2 separate regions of the Homo sapiens genome follow, and region 2 is linked to region 1. A link is a loop called in an ENCODE intact Hi-C map of the cell type or tissue named here. Cell type or tissue: endothelial cell of umbilical vein. All regions are shown on one strand. Each heading gives the region's core, and the rest is flanking DNA. Links, peaks and the distances in the headings are about the cores only. Region 1 has its middle 45 kb from the start of NNMT. Region 2 overlaps NXPE4 (neurexophilin and PC-esterase domain family member 4).

What was found. Peaks named below come from ENCODE experiments on the same cell type or tissue, not always from the same donor. Only the 100,000 strongest peaks of a DNase experiment are listed, where the experiment ranks them.
Region 2: it touches region 1 in a loop (11-fold over the local background); 12 of 110 quality-filtered maps call a loop at or near these places.

The regions. Positions count from the first base shown.
Region 1 is chr11:114,336,933-114,345,268 of GRCh38, reverse strand. No RefSeq gene overlaps it. Among named protein-coding and RNA genes, the nearest start is that of NNMT, 45 kb to the right of the region's middle. In endothelial cell of umbilical vein, for the core only: a CTCF peak has its summit at 4,871 (motif pointing left); a DNase peak (open chromatin) is centred at 4,728; H3K4me3 peaks cover 372 bases; H3K27ac peaks cover 414 bases.
Region 2 is chr11:114,582,646-114,590,981 of GRCh38, reverse strand. NXPE4 (neurexophilin and PC-esterase domain family member 4) reads left to right here. Exons shown (of 6, transcript NM_001077639.2): 3 at 7,961-8,336. It also overlaps a transcript of NXPE2 not described here and the pseudogene LOC100132172. Among named protein-coding and RNA genes, the nearest start is that of NXPE4, 9.0 kb to the left of the region's middle. In endothelial cell of umbilical vein, for the core only: no CTCF peak of the experiment used is centred there; no DNase peak of the experiment used is centred there.

The sequences.
Region 1 (8,336 bases), core at 259-8,258:
ACGTGATGGTCTATTCTATTCTGTTCTACTCTCCATTTCATTCCTTTCCACTCCATATAAAAGTGCTGGTCACTAAATTGATTTCAAACCCTCTAATATATCACAACCAGCAGTTCATAAAACACTGGTCTAATTTATAGGCATGCTCAAAGGTTTACTGCCAGCCCATCTCCTCTCTCCAACACTTCATGGTTTCCCCAACCCCCACAACCTGCAGCCATTCACACAATACACCCAGAGAGCTCTACTTTTAAAACCATGGCTGAAATGAAGCCATAGATGGCAGAAATTGTAATAGGCATGCAATTTTGTGCCAATCTACATATAGGGCATATGTGTTGGGAAGAATAAAGTGATATTTAATACAACTGGACTGGATTAACTTTTTTCTTAGATGGTGTCAACAGCTCTCTTGAATCTCTCTTAGGCTATTTCTTTCTTCCCTCTTCTCTCCTATAGCTCAAAAACCCAGAAACTGTATGAGTTACTTATAGTAACATGAACAAGCTACTTATAGTTCATATGAACAAGTGCGTCGGTTTCTACTGGTTTGGTTGTGGTAAGACAGGCCTGAAGGTGACTTCTTCTGCTTAGACAAGGAACTGGCTGTTTACGTTGCCTCTAGTTTTGGCAAAGTCTGTGGTAGTCTAGCTCAGCTCAGAAGTCCTGGTTTATAGTGCTGAACATTTGCCTCTGTGTCTTCTGTGACTTAAACTCTTCAAACGGTGGTTCTTGAATTTTATTTATTTTTATTTATTTATTTTAACTTTTATTTTAGGTTCAGGGGTACATGTGTATATGTGTATTTTTATTTTTTTGAGACAAGTTCTCCCTCTGTTGCCTAGGGTAGAGTGCAGTGGCACTGTAACACCTCACTGTAACCTCAAACTCCTGGGTTCAAGAAATCCTCCCACCTTGCCCTTCCAAAGCATTGGGATTACAGTCATGAATCATTGCACCTGGCCTCAAATCGTAATATGCTGAAGAGTCACCTAGGTATCTTTTTAAAAACTACAAATGTGTATGCCCCATTATTGAAGATCCTGATTCAGTGATGTGGTAGGTTCAGGAAATTACATTTTAAATAAACACCCCAAGTGCTCTCTCCAAACTGGGGAAACCCTCCTGTGGGTTCTATAGCCAAGGTAGAGGGCTGACTGGGATTTGGGAATTGCTGGTCCTGGCCACTGGTGCTTTCCACTGAGCATTTCCAACAAATCTTAGTTTTCTCACCTGTAAAATATAGAGGGCATATGAGATCTGTAGGCTTCCTTCAGCTTTACCCTTGTATGATGTGTCTAGAAATAATATTACATGAAAGAACAAAGCAAGAAACAATATGTACATTGTTTCCAACTTTGTAAAAAAAAAAAGTAAGTATGTCAAGAGACTAGACAAGGTCAAAAAGATATCTGTGTAGTGGCATTATAGTGCAATTGCAGATGTTCTTTTAAAAATAAACAATGATGATATTAAATAATTTTTTAAAAATGGCGAACAACAATGACAGGGACATCAAGGAGGATGAGAACTAAAACAGAACTTTGAATGTGAATGAGATGATTATGACATCATTAGTGACAATAGAGAGAGCGACTTAGTACCACCATTGGTTTGAAAATCATTCTGGAGCTAAGGAAGAAGAGGGTGGATAGTAAAAGGAAGTAGAAAGAAAAAGAGTGAGTGTAGCTAAAATGAAAAGACAGAGTTAGGACAACGTATCCCAGGAGACACTGAAATTCGAAGCACATTGAAAGGAAGTGGACTTAACAAAAAGTTACTTTTTCTCATAGAGGAGGAAGAAGAGAGGATCTGCTACTAACTGTTCCTCCAAGTAGGGCACATTGGAATTGTGTCCCAAAGAGTTAAAGAAACCAACGACTAACAAAAATTCTTGTTTGCAGGACAGCAGGTAAGAAAAGAAACAACTTGCTGAGACTCTGACGCTGACATCAAGAAAAACCTGGCTAGAATCGGTGGAAACTAAGATGGCTGACTGGAGTTTGCACAGAACAAGCTTGCTGGCGTCCCAGCCCGAATTTCCACATGTTTCATACTAACTCCCCCCAAATTCACACATGTGACCCATGAGATAGCAGGAAGAAACAACTGGACATGCGCAGGGCCTTCCCAGACCTCCTGTTTCCTTTCACCAGTTACCTATATAGTCTCAGAATCTAACCCCTGAACCTTTTCTAATAAAAATACTGCTTGGAAGCCAGTGCAGGGAAACAGATTTGAACTTGACTCCTGTCTCCTTGAGAGTCCACTTTCAACATAAATCTTTTCTTTTCTCCAAAACCTGGTGTCACAGTATTGGCTTCTAGTGCACTGGGCACCCTCCCTTTTACTCAATAACATCAGTCAGCTTCTGAGTGGTGCCCACTCAATGTCTTATGTGAGGACACACTTTTATTCAAGCCACATCTGGGAGGAGAAAAATCTCCCGGCTAATAATCAAAGTTCCAGTAACTGAAGTGGGAATATTCCTTATAGAACTGACATCTGCACCAGCCATTTCCTAGGAGAGGGCATCACTCCTTACGCCATCCACCTTGAGGCTAGTGCTGCCTGACATCTGTGCTCAGTTTCACTTCTAAAATACTTTCAACTATGCAACTTAATTTCACCTCCACAACCCAGCAGGGTATAGGGGAGTGAGATAGGCCTTGGCATGTATTTCCACCTTCTCCCCACCCCACTCCTAAGTCCTCCCCCAGTTTCCTGCCAAAGAAGCCCATATACAAAGATCAGTAGCCAGCTGAGAAGGATTTCTCACTTTATTAAAAGATGGCAGGACAAGAACCCAAGTTTTTTTAATTCTTGTTATGACTTTCTTTTATTATTATTATTATTATACTTTAAGTTCTAGGGTACCTGTGCACAACGTGCAGGTTTGTTACATATGTATACATGTGCCATGTTGGTGTGCTTCGCCCATTAACTCATCATTTACATCAGGTATTTCTCCTAATGCTATCCCTCCCCCCTTCCCCCCACCCCATGTCAGACACCAGTGTGTGATGTTCCCCACCCTGTATCCAAGTGTTCTCATTGTTCAATTCCCACCTATGAGTGAGAACATGCGGTGTTCGGTTTTCTGTCCTTGTGATAGTTTGCTCAGAATGATGGTTTCCAGCTTCATCCATGTCCCTACAAAGGACATGAACTCATCCTTTTTTATGGCTGCATAGTATTCCATGGTGTATATGTGCCACATTTTCTTTTTTTAAATTTTATTATTATTATACTTTAAGTTTTAGGGTACGTGTGCACAACATGCAGATTTGTTACATATGTATACATGTGCCATGTTGGTATGCTGCACCCATTAACTCGTCATTTAGCATTAGGTATATCTCCTAATGCTATCCCTCCCCCCCGTCATCAATGCTGAGAATGATGGTTTCCAGCTTCATCCAAGTCCCTACAAAGGACATGAACTCATCATTTTTTATGGCTGCATAGTATTCCATGGTGTATATGTATGTGCCACATTTTCTTAATCCAGCCTATTATTGATGGATATTTGGGTTGAAGAACCCAAGATTCTAATGCAAAGGCCTGGTAAAAGCTGAACTGGAGGTGGTGAGCCCATGTCAAAGTGAAGGCTCCTCTCTCCAATCCTTCTAAATTTGGAAGGGGCACTCTCGGGGCCAGAGAGCTGAGCAGATCTTGAAAGGATCTTTGGCTGAGTTTACCAATTTCAAAAATGTATGTGTCTGCTTACCTACAGCAATGGGAAAGGAAGATGATGCAGGGGGCTATGCCAAGCATTAGTGCTGGCCTTCAGTGCTTCCTGTGATGTAACCCTGCTATCAAGGGTGGCTCTATCAGTGATAAGTGGCTGACCAACACAATCTGTAAATCCTTCTTCCTTTGGGAGGAACTAGCAAGGGAGAAGAAAGGGAAGCCAGAAGTCTCGGGGTAGAAGTTCCCAATTGTATAGGTCAAGATTAAAAGATGAGACAGGGAACAGAAACATTTCCTCTTTTTTCAACACAAAATAGGCAAGGAGGTTATTATTATCACATGATCCCCACTTTATAGATGAAGAAAAGAAAGAACAGAAACATTAAATGATGTAGTTATCATCACAAAGCTGGTGAGTATACATATCGGTCTGCAGGTGCCTCTTTCTTAGTTAGTGGTGCTGGTGGTGAGAAGATGACCACCATGCTAAACCCCCAGTTCCTGTGCCACCACCTGCTCAACTGCTGCCTGCAGCTGCCACTCGGTGGGGTTCCTAAAATAGCCATAGACAAGGAGTTCTAGCAGAGCACTCCACCTGTTTCTAGATAGGCTCTTGCTCTCAAGCCTGGTCTGCTATCCAGGTGAACTGTGAGGGGTAGGGGTGGGGGCACGTGTGAGCTAGACTAGGGGTTAGACTGGAGATGAGCCCACTCCCTGCGTCCTTTCCTGGAGTCTCATCCTGTGCTAACTGAGCCGCCAAGCCGTTTCCGCTCCAAGACCAGAGAAAGGAAAGGAAAGAGCCTTCTCTCCTGAGGAAATGTGCGGCTCTGGAGCGAATGCCATCCAGTTCCTGACTCAGCACCCTGATTTCCATCTGGGCGTTCACCCCTCCCTCACACAACCCCTGTGCTGGAAGGGAAGCTGACTTCACACCCAGTTCCAAGAATGGGGCTTGACTGACTTAAGGCTATCGACACGGCCACCCCACCCCACGAGTGGCCAGGGATGGACATAGAACCTAATTAGTGTTACTCAAAGACAAAGGCACATTTCCTTGAGGATCCTGGAGAAAACGACTTCATTCTTCCTTAGAAGCTACTTGAGGGACATTCTCGTCTCTTTGGATATGAGCAAGGACATCGCAGCGCTGAAAGCTACTTGCAGCCATCTTGTGGCCACTTGGAGAAAATACATGTTGTGTAACGCAGAGAGGAGAAATGAAAAGCCTCCGGGGTCTTTGCTGCCCTTGAGTTGCTGAATCAAGTCTTGACTGAAGCCTGATATCTTTAGGCTTTTCAGGTTTGTAAATCAATAAATTTTCTTTAACGTTCAAGCCAGTTTGAGTGACATTTTTGGTAGTTGCAGATTTCCAATTAACATGCACTGTAACACATAAGCATATTAGTTTAGAGAGGCCACAGTTTCCCCTAACCATGCTAGAGTTTTCTGATAATGGCCAGAGTACAAAGTCAGATTTTCCTGTGTCAGCCTCATGGAAGGGAAGAAAAAACCAAGTTTAAAAAAACTAAAAGGCCTTTGATGTCATTCCCCCAACACACACATATCCAAAGAAAAAAGTAAGGGGTCAAATATATAATATCATGTTCAAAATAAATTACTGTTATTATTGTTATTACTTTGTAAGTAGATTTTATTTTTTAGACAGTTTTAGGTTCACAGAAAAATTGAGTGGAAGTTTCTGAGACTTCCCATACACCCTCTGCTCCCCATATGCAAGGCATCCGCCATTATCAACATCCCCCACCAGAGTGGTGCATTTGCTATCATTGCTGGACCTACATTGACACTCACCATCAGTCATTATCACTCAGCGTCCAAAGCTTACCTTAGGGTTTATGCTTGGTATTGTACATTTTATGGGTTTAAACAAATGTATAATGACATGTATCCACCATTATAGAATCATACAGAGTATTTTTACTGCCCTAAAAATCATCTGTGCTCCACCTGTTCATTCCTTCTTCCTCCCAACCCCTAGCAAGCATGGATCTTTTTACTGTCTTACTGTCTTCCAAAGTGTCTATAGCATTTTGCATTTCCACCAGCAATAAAGGAGAGTTCCTGTCGCTTCACAGCCTCACCAGCATTTGGTGTTTTCAATGTTCTGAATTTTGGCCACTCTGATAGGTGTGTAGTGGTATCTCATTGTTGTTTTAATTTGCATCTCTCTGATGACATATGATGTGGGGCATCTTTTTATGTGTTTATTTGCCATTACATGTCTTCTTTGGGGAGGTATTTGTTAAGTTCTTTGGCCCATTTTTTAATTGGGTTCTCTGTCTTCTTATTGTTGAGTTTCAAGAGTTCTTTGCATATTTTGGGTACCAGTCCTTTGTCAGGTGTGTTTTTAACAAATATCTTCTCTCTCTCTCAGTCTGCAGCTTGTCTTTTCATTTTCTTGACAGTGTCTTTGGCAGAGCAGAAATCTTTAATTTTAAAGAAGTCCAGCATATCAGTTCTTTTTTTCATGTATTGTGGTTTCGGTATTATATCTAAAAAGTCATTGACAAACCCAAGGGCATCTAGATTTTCTCCTATGTTATCTTCTAGTTTTACAGTTTGATATTTTGGTCTGTGGGGTATTTTGAATTAATTTTTGTGATGGGTGGAAAGTCTGTGTCGAGATTCACTTCTCTGCATGTGAATGTTCAGTTGTTCCAGCACCACTTATTGTAAAGCCTATCTTGTCTCCATTGTATTGCCTTTGCCCCCTTTTCAAAGATTAGTTGATTGTGTTTATGTAGGTCTATTTCTGGGCTTTCTATTCTATCCTATTGATCCTCTGCCAGTTTTTTCACCAATACCACACCGTCTTTATCACTGTGGCTTTAGGGTAGTTATAGTAATATCATAAGTCTTGATGTCAGTCCTCCAATTTTGTTCTTTTCTTTCAATCTTGTGGTGGTTATTGACTGTCTTTTGACTCTTCATATAAACATTGGAATCAGATTATTGATAGCCACAAAATATCTTACTAGGATTTTGATTTTGATTGCATTGAATCTATAGATCAAGTTGTGAAGAACTAATATCTTGACTAATACTGAGTTTTTCTATCTATGAACATGGAATATTTCTCTATTTATTTAGTTTTTCATTGGTTTCTTTCATCAGTTTTATGGCCTTCCTTATATAGACCATGTACAGGTTTTGTTAGATTTATACCCAAGTATTTTATTTTGAGGCACTGTTAATATAAATGACAATTTCTTTTTAATATCAAATTCCACTTGTTCATTGTTGCTATGCAGAAAAATGATTGACTTTTGTATATTAACCTTGCATCCTGAAACCTTGTTATAATTGTTTATTAGTTCCAGGAGCTTTTTTTCTTGATTTTTCAGATTTTCTTTCTTTTTTTATTTTGAGATGGAGTCTCGCTCTGTCGTCCAGGCTGGAGTGCAGTGGTGTGATCTCGGCTCACTGCAACCTCCGCCTCCTGGGTTCAAGCAATTCTCCTGCCTCAGCCTCTTGAGTAGCTGGGATTACAGGCACACGCCACCACACCTGGCTAATTTTTGTATTTTTAGTAGAGATGGGGTTTCACCATGTTGGTAAGGCTGGCCTTGAACTCCTGACCTTGTGATCCACCCGCCTCGGCCTCCCAAAGTGCTGGGATTACAGGCGTGAGCTACCACACCTGGCCTGATTCTTTCAGATTTTCTTTTAGACAATCATGTCTTTTGTGAACAAGATAGTTTTATTTCTTCCTTCTCAGTCAGTATACATTTTCTTTACTTATCTCATTGCATTAGCTAGGATTTCTAGCATAATGTTGAAAAGCTGTGGTGAGAGAGTATGTGTTTGCCTTGTTCCTGATCTTAATGAGAAAGCTTCTAATTTCTCACCATTAAATATGACGTTATCTGTATATTTTTTGTAGATATTCTTTATCAAGTTGAGGAAGTTCCCCCTCTATTTCTCATTTACTGAGGAGTTTTTTTTTTCTTTTTCTTTTTCTTTTATCATGAGCAAGTGTTAGATTTTGTCAAAGGTTTTTTCTACATCTATTGATGTAATCATCTGTATTTTGTTCTTTAGCCTGTTGATATGATGGATAGCCTTAATTAGTTGTCAAATGTTGAAACAGCCTTTCATTCCTGGGATAAATCCCCCTTGGTGTGGCACACAATTCTTTTTATACTTTGATGGATTCAATTTGTTAACATTTTGTTGAGAATTTTTGCATCTATGTTCATGAGAGATACTGAACTGTGGATTTTTTTTTTTTTTTTTTGGAGACAGAGTCTCTCTGGAGTACAGTGACGTGATCTTGGCTCACTGCAATCTCTGCCTCCCAGGTTCAAGCGATTCTCCTGTCTCAGCCTCCTGAGTAGTAGCTGGGATCACAGGCATGCACCACCACACCCGGCTAATTTTTGTATTTTTAGTAGAGACAGGGTTTTGCCATATTGGCCAGGCTGGTCTCGAACTCCTGACCTCAGGTGATCCTCCCGCTTCGGCCTCCCAAAGTGCTGGGATTACAGGCGTGAGCCACTGCACCCAGCCAAGATATATTGAACTGCGGATTTATTTTCTTCCAATGTGTTTGCCTGGTTTTGGTATGAAGGTGATGTTGACTTCATAGAATGAGTTAGGAAGTATTCCTTGTGCTTCTATCT
Region 2 (8,336 bases), core at 144-8,143, 250 kb before region 1:
TTGGGGAGGAAAGTGGCTGGGTTTAGGCAAGAACAAGTTTTTAACAGAACTGCTGACCCTTCTAACAGCAGAGCCTGATATTTAAGGAGCCAACGGACTGTTAGCCAAAGGTTCCCCATAAAAGACAGCAATCCTGCTACATTGTGTGGGGCATAAACAGTTAAACCATTTCCCAGGGTTAATTTGATGACCTCCAGTACCAGTAGGGCCAATATGGCAATTGCTCAGAGGCATGCTGGCCATCCTTTACCTGCAAATCAAGTTTCTTACTCAGGTAGCCCACTAGTTGTTGAGCTGGTCCTCAGGCCTGAATTAAAATTCCCATGCCCATTCCTTTCCTTTCTGATACATAAAGATTGAAGGCCCTCCCTACAGAGGGGCTGAGGGCTGGTACCTTAAGTAAGGCTTGCTTTCACTGGCTAAAGGCCTTTTGAGCTTTAGGTTTCCAGGTTAGGAGATGAATTTTATCCACTTGAGTTTCTTTTATGAAGTGATATAGAGGATGATCTATCTCACCATACCCAGGTATCCATAGCCTGCAAAATCCTGTAATGCCCCAAAATCTTGTCAGTTGCTTGAGGATTTTAGGGAGGGGGAAGGAGGAAATGGGCTTAATTCTTTCTTCCCCTAATGCTCTGGTCCTTTCAGAAGCACTAAACCAAGGTACTTTACCAAGGTTTTGCAAAGCTGGGCCTTAGATTTTGAAATCTTATATGCTCTGTCAGCTAAGAAATTAAAAAGAGTTTCAGTGCCTTCCCAAGAGGTTTCCTCAGTTGGGGCACAGAGCAGTATATCATCCACATATTGCAAGACCCTGACCTGAGGATGGGAAAACTCAGAGAGGTCCTTTGACAATGCCTGTCCAAACAAATGAGGGATTATCTCAAAATCCCTGAGGCAGCACCATCCATTTTAACTGGGCAGTTTGGCCAGAAGCATTCTTCAAAGGCAAACAGGTATTGAGAGTCAGGATGTAACAGTATGCAGAAAAAGGCATCCTTTAAATCTAAGACTGTAAACCATTTAGTTCCCTCAGGCATTTGGATTAGCAAGGTATAGGGATTAGGTACTACCAGATGGATTGAGACTATGGCCTCATTAATGAATCTCCATTCTGCATTGGGTTTTTGTGCTCCTAATATTGGGGTGTTGTAGGGACTGTTACAGGGTTTAAGGAGGCCCTGCATCTTCAGGTTATTAATAATGGCTTCTAGCCCTTTCTTACCCTCTGGCTTTAGGGGATATTGTCTCCGATTAGGAAAAAAGTGGGATCATTAGGATAGATCCAGACTGGCATAGTGGTTACAACTCAACCTATTCTTCCTTGAGTTGCCCAGACTTCTGGATTGATATTAGCTTCCACTAGAGGAGAAAAAGAGTTTTTCCTGGGGCTATAAGTATGCTGGCCCACATGCAAGCTAGAACGTCTCTACCTAATAAAGAAGTGGGACTTTCAGGCATGATTTAAAAGGCACATGTAAATAATATGTCCCCCCAACTGCACCTAAGGGGTTGAGAAAAACATATCAGAGTGTTTATGAGACACCCCACACCCCTCATGCTATGGGAAAAGGGGAGGCCTCGATTATAGAGGAGAAAAGAGGCTGGCTCTGGTGTCCAGAAGGAGGTCCACCTTCCTTCCTTCAGTTTCCAGAATTACCTGGGCCTCCTGTGCTGTAATGGGAATTTGAGCCACTGGAGCCAGGGCTTGAGCACCAGGACCCATCAGTCCTGCTGGACCATCTTTGAGACTGGTTCTGAACCTGTTGACCTTCATCTCTGGGGGCAGTCTGATCACCAGTGGTCCCCACCACAGGCTAGAGAGGGTCGAGGTGGCTTCTTCTTGCTTCCTGGATATCCTTTTTAAAGTCCTCTGACTTCCCACATCAATAGCAACTCGCAGATGCACCTCAGGGATCCCAGACTTTGCAAGCCTGCAAAGCAGCTACCAGAGCCTCAGTCCTTCTCTTGTGTTTCCTCTCTTTTTCCTGGGTCTCCTCCTGGTCCCTACTATAAAAGACTAAGGTGGCCACCCTCAGGAGGTTCTCCAAAATGCTATCTGGCCCTATAGCCTACTTCTGTAGTTTCCTTCTAATATTGGGAGCTGCCTGTGTAATAAACTTGTCATTTAGGATGAGCTGTCCCTCTACTGAATCAGGGGACAAGAAGGTGTGTTTTATTAGTGCTTCTTTCAGCCTTTCCATAAAGGCTGTGGGATTCTTACCTGGATTTTGGTCTACCATGGACAGTTTAGAGTAGTTAAGAGGTTTGGCCTTAGTTCTTCATAGGCCCCCCAATATGCACATTAAAAAGTGTTTCCTTTTCTATTCATCTGTGATGTCACTGGGGTTCCAAACAAGGTTGTCAAGAGGTAGTGCCTCTCTTCGTATTGGGAATGATGGCTCCCCTATTTCTTCATTTTCTCTATATTCTTTTTTCCCTTTTGGCCTACTATAGGAGACATATTGCTCATCTTTGAATTTCTCCCCTGCCTGCAGAGCTGCCTGTTTTTCAGCTGCAGTTAGGGTTTGGCTTAGGAGCAGCATAACATCCCTCCATGAGAGGTTAGACACCTGAGTTAAATTTTGGAAAGCTTTTATATACTTATCAGGGTCATCAGAAAATTGGCCTAAGTCTCCCTTTATTTGTCTAAGATCCTGCAATAAGAAGGGAACCCTAGTGACATCACCTCCATTGAGCATTTCCTGTAAGGATAAGAGTGAAGCTAGGGGAGTGGGGAGTTTTGGAGATGGTGGAGCTAAAGGACCTGATGGCACAGCTGGAGGGGGCCCCAGAGAGGGAGGACAAGAAGGGCCTGGACACTCAATAGCTGCCTCAGATAGTTCCCTGGAGGTTGCTTCTCTAGTTTTGGGGAATCATTCCCTTTGGGCCCTCCTGATATGACTGCTGAAAGAGCTGAGCTGATTGTGCAATGCTTGCAAAGTTCTGGGTTGTCTCACAGGGCAAAGAAAGCCTGTACCTAAGAGACCTCTGACCATTTGCTGTCCCATCTACAGAAAATATCTAATTGTTGGATAGTATTAAAATTAAGGCTCCCCTCTGCAGGCCAGGATGGTTCAAGATGGTAAGAAGGCCACACCCTTATGCAAAAGAAAATGAGCCACTTTTTCTTCAGTCTCAGGGTCAAAGGAATCCCAGTGCTTCAGAAAGCACTCCAGAGGAGTGCAGACCAAAGATGGTCTGTTATTCATCTAGAAAGAGAAGCAAGAAAAAAGGTGTCCCTTTAGTCACCTTCGTTTCCTTTGGAAAGGCCTAGGGTGGAGGGGAAGACAGTGGGGGCATCCCCCCAACTGTTTTCCCTCCTTGGCGCCCTGAGCCCTGGCATCTTTTAAGGTGCCATCCATTGATGCAAGCATAACCCATAGCAATGAAACCAGAGGAACCAATGGATTGGGATTAGTCATGCTCACCCATGTGACTCTAGTCCTTTGCTGGTGATTTCCCTTTGACTTTCTAGACTTGTGTGATCTGCATGACTCTCCAATAGATGGATCTTGAGAGAGACTTCGTTACAGTTACATTTGGGTAATGCCCTTTAATAGAGAATGCAGGTTTGAGCTGTACAATTTGCTATTATGTCCTGTACTAAAGTATTTATTCTTAGGCAGTGGCTCTGGTTAACTTCCGGAATTAAATTCCTCTTACTATTTAAGTACCATTTTAATTGGAGGCAGAATAGGTGCCTTAAAAGAACGTAGGAACCAAATGGTTGTTTTCCTGCTGATGGGACCATGTTCAGACTAAAATTTGGTTTTGGAGGACCTTTTTCCCCTCATTGTTGAAGACAGAGTTTTCTTGTTCAAAGAAGGAGCATAAAGCCTGGTCTCTTGTAGAGGGGCAAAAAAAGCGAGAATTAGGAAGTTAAGAGTGTTTCCGCAAAGGGCCAACAATATGCCTCATGGAATAGGGTTCCCGTTCCACTAGGTGATGCTGTTGACCTTGAAATACCATGTGCTCTCCAGACCAAGGGTAAAGAGAGAGATGTTCACAGGGGGTGTGGGGAGGGAAGGAGGACCTCTGTGCCTAGAAAATCACAAAAACGGCAATCCCATGAGCTATATTCCCAGGCATTATGGCATTTCCTTATCTTGCCTAAGAGGATTACTTCACCGAACTGTAAAAATTTTTAAAGCATTGCATACAGAGAGTGGATAGGAGACATGGAAGTTGCGGATAGGAAAGGAGAAAATTTGCAATAGAAAAAGCTTGCAGATCCTGTTGCCATCACCCATCAGGCTGTTGGAGGCTGGAATTAGTCCAGAAACCTTCAGGTAACACCAGGGTGTCTCCCTGGCAAGGAACCTTCAGTGCCTCTCAACCTCTTCCAGCCCCACATGACAGCAAGGCTCTCTGTAAAAGGAAACCAATTAGAAACAAAGCCAACATTCCCAGCACCCTGAGGACATGGGGGGATTAGCTAAGTTCTCCCTGGCAAGCCTGTCCCCTGAGTCTTGTAAGGCTGGTAGCCACGCTAACTTTTTAAATGGCTGATTGGGGGCCCAGTATTTGGTTTGATTTTTAAATGGAGAGCAGAAGGCCTTGAAATAAAAAGAAGGAGTTGGGGTCCACTTCTATACTCCCCCTTCTATGAATCTTCCTCGGATCCCAGGTGGGCTCCCATAATGAAATGGCATTTTTCATCTGGGATAATACCCGAGGTTCATTGTCTCTCTCCAAGGAAATCAAGGACATGGACATACAAGGAGTGAGTTTAAGAGCAGAGGTTTAACAGGCAAAAGAAAGAGAAAAGCTCTCTTCTGTAGAGACAGGGGATTTAAGTGGGTCTTTTGGTCCACAGTGAAGTGCAGGAGATTTTATAGATGAGCTTGAGGAGGTAGTGTCTGATTTACACAGGGCAAAAAAGATTGGTCACCCCAGGTGTAACATTTGCATAGCACACAAAGAACTGGTTAGGACTCGGTGTGCCATTTGCATAGCATATGAAGAAGCTGGCTGTCCCACTCTAATCTTTCATTATGCAGATGGGTTCTCTACCTGGCCAGCTCCATGTTGCCTGCTTTTTTACTGTACACATGGTGACAAAGAAAAGGGAAGATGGAGCCTCCATGTTGAACATGCCTGGCCCTCAGGTAGCCCTTTTCTATTGACACAGCCGCCAGCATTCACCCATGCAAGTTTTCAGCTGGCTTATCTATGTTTGCAGCTTGATTTTTCAGGCTGCTCTTTGTTAGAAAAGAAATGATTTGGGGGCTCCTTTTTGTTAAAAAGGGAAGCCTTGCCAAGGACTCCTTTACCCTCACTGTCTACCTAAATAATTTCTTTCTAGTTCCTGTTTCATTTCCTTTATATATTTAGGTGTTCTAAATGTTGAATGTATATACATATATATACACACACACACACACGTACATATATTTGTCATTTTCTCTTGATGAATTGATCTCTTTATTATTACATAATGACCTTCTTTTTCTCTTTTTACAGTTTTTGACTTAAATCCAATTTATCTGATATAAGCATAGTGACTCCTGCTCTCTTTTGGTTTCCATTTGCATGGAATATCTTTTTCCATTACTTCACTTTCAGTCTATGTGTGTCCTTAAAGCTGAAGTGAATCTCTTGCAGAAGGATAGAGTTAGGTCTTGTTTTTTTAAAATCTACTCAACCATTCTGTCTTTGGGGTAGGGAGTAATGAAATATACCATTTTATTACAGAGTCTCACAAAAATAAAAATAGTATCTCAAAACTCCCCCAATTCTGCAGGTGGAGGATGGCAGGAGACTAGACTACCATCCTCCACCTGCAGAACTGGGGGAAGACAGATGGCAGGCAGTGTGAGTTTTTTGGCTCACTTGAGGCCAGTGAGAAGGTATGAGAATGGAACCAATCTAAAAATGGCTGATGTTACTTAGGAGCTGAAAAGAACAGGGCAACCTTGAAGACCCAGACACCCCTTTTAGAAGGTGCAATAAAGGCACCTTTCCAAAGCTACTAAGCAGGCACTTGGCATTTCAGGATTTTGTCTTCTGTTTGCACAAAAGTATTCCCTTCACCCAGACCTGGCGCCTTTTATGCTTCAGAGTTAAGACCTGCAGAGGGATAGGTGGCAAGGCATTTCCTAGAAGAGATCACCCAGCACAGCTGCCCTGGGCTCAGGGTCTTAATTTCTGTCTAGTCCCTGGAACTATTTATATTTAATAAATTTTATATGAATACCTGGAGAAATAGAAGACATAAAATCTGAGGGTTTGGGAGAGAAAGATTGGGGACTAGGCAGGAAGCCAGAGCAGGGGAGGTTCCCTCAGGCCAGCTTGACCTGCTCCTTGACCTCTTTGGCTCCTGGCTTCTCCTCCTTCATTTTTCTCCTCTTCTGTGACATTTCTTCATCTCTGAGTCTCTCTTTTTCATCCTGTTTTAATCCTCTTGGCTTTTTTGAAGATGGGAGAGATCTTGCAGCCACGCTCTCCCTCCTCATCAGAGTCGAAGAACTCTTCCTCACAGGTAATTCATCTGTCAGAGAAACGGATGGAGATGAGCTTGTCAGGGTCTTCTTCATTCTCATCGCCACCCTCTTGAGGGACAGCATCCTCAGAATCACCTGCATTTGGACTGCAGGTGGATGGGCCTGCATTACTAGGTTCTCAAACAGCCACTGTTTAATCTTCTCCAGGTACTCATTAGTGTTCTGGTTAGTCATATTGGAAGGACTGATGTAGGGCTTGAAATATGGTCCAAAGTATTCAAAGTAATCATTGTATGAAGGCTCATTAGGGATCTCCATATCCAGAGCCACAGCTCTTTCTTATTTCCAGGGCACTGAGCAACATTATAAATGGTGTAACCACCTTCTGCCATCAATAACATAGGCAGGTTGACACTCTTGACAGATTCCACACACTTGGCATGCCCTTTGATGATCAGATTAAAGCAATCTAAGTGACCCCTAGACAAGGCATCTGAGCCATGCTGTAAGATCACCACACTAGACAGGAACATCTCTATTACTTTGGACATGACCAGTTTGAAAATGGCCTCATAGGACTCATCATCAATCCCATCTAGGAGCAGATAGTTAATAGCATAATATCTGCCTTTGCCAGCCCCAATAACCCATAAGTCCCCATCTCCTGGGAAGTACTCTCCATATTTATGAAAGGACACAGTCCTGGCCTAGCCTGTAATATAGAAGGCCTCTTCCATGCCATCATCATGGTGAATATCAACGTCAACATACAACACCCTCTGGTGATACTTTAGCAGTTCCAAGGTGGCCCAGATTGTATCATTAACATAACAGAAGCCAGATGCCTTGAACTTCTTTGCATGGTGCAGGCCTCCAGCCCAATTCACAGCAGTGTCCATCTGCTGCTCATTAAGTTTCACAGCACTTGCCACAGAGCCACCAGTAGACAACTGACAGAAGTCAAACAGGCCATCAAATGCTGGACAGTCCTCACTAACGTTGAATCTCTGCATCCGCTTGCTGTGCTCAGACACGTAATCTGGATAGATGGAGCACAAGAATTTAATGTAGTCATCACTGTGGTACTTGGTCATCTCCTCAGCATTGGCTTTGTGAGGGTGATGGGTTTCCATTTTTCAGTAGAAACCATAGTTGAGCAGCAAATTATGAGTCACGCAGATTCAGTGAGGATTCCTTGGGTGGGCTTGTCCATAATAGTAATTTCCAACACCCCTATCGTAGTAGTAACAGACTTTCCTCCTGGTGCCCTGCCTTTGCGCCATCTTGCTCACTTCCTGTCCCTCTGTCTCTCCTGTCAGTCAATCTCCATTCTATGCCTTTTTATTGGAGAATTTAAATAATATTGATAATAGTATGTAAATCAATATTCAAAATCACAATAAGTAAAAATGACTAGGAACATGTTAATTTCATAGCATGTTACACTTCCTGTCATTTCAGTTCAGATATGCTCTAAATTTATCCATCTCATGTCACATTTGCTGTCATTTCAGGTTTGGTCTGCTCTAAACTTATCCATCTCCCTCCATTACTGGAACAACTCCACAAAGTCCTTATTCCCTAAAACACCACTGATATCATTAAAGCCACTAACAGAGACTGAACTCAGAATAAAGGAAATCATAGAGAAACTAGATCAGCAGATCCCACCCAGACCTTTCACCCACGTGAACACCACCACCAGCGCCACACATAGCACAGCCACCATCCTCAACCCTCGAGATACGTACTGCAGGGGAGACCAGCTGCACATCCTGCTGGAGGTGAGGGACCACTTGGGACGCAGGAAGCAATATGGCGGGGATTTCCTGAGGGCCAGGATGTCTTCCCCAGCGCTGATGGCAGGTGCTTCAGGAAAGGTGACTGACT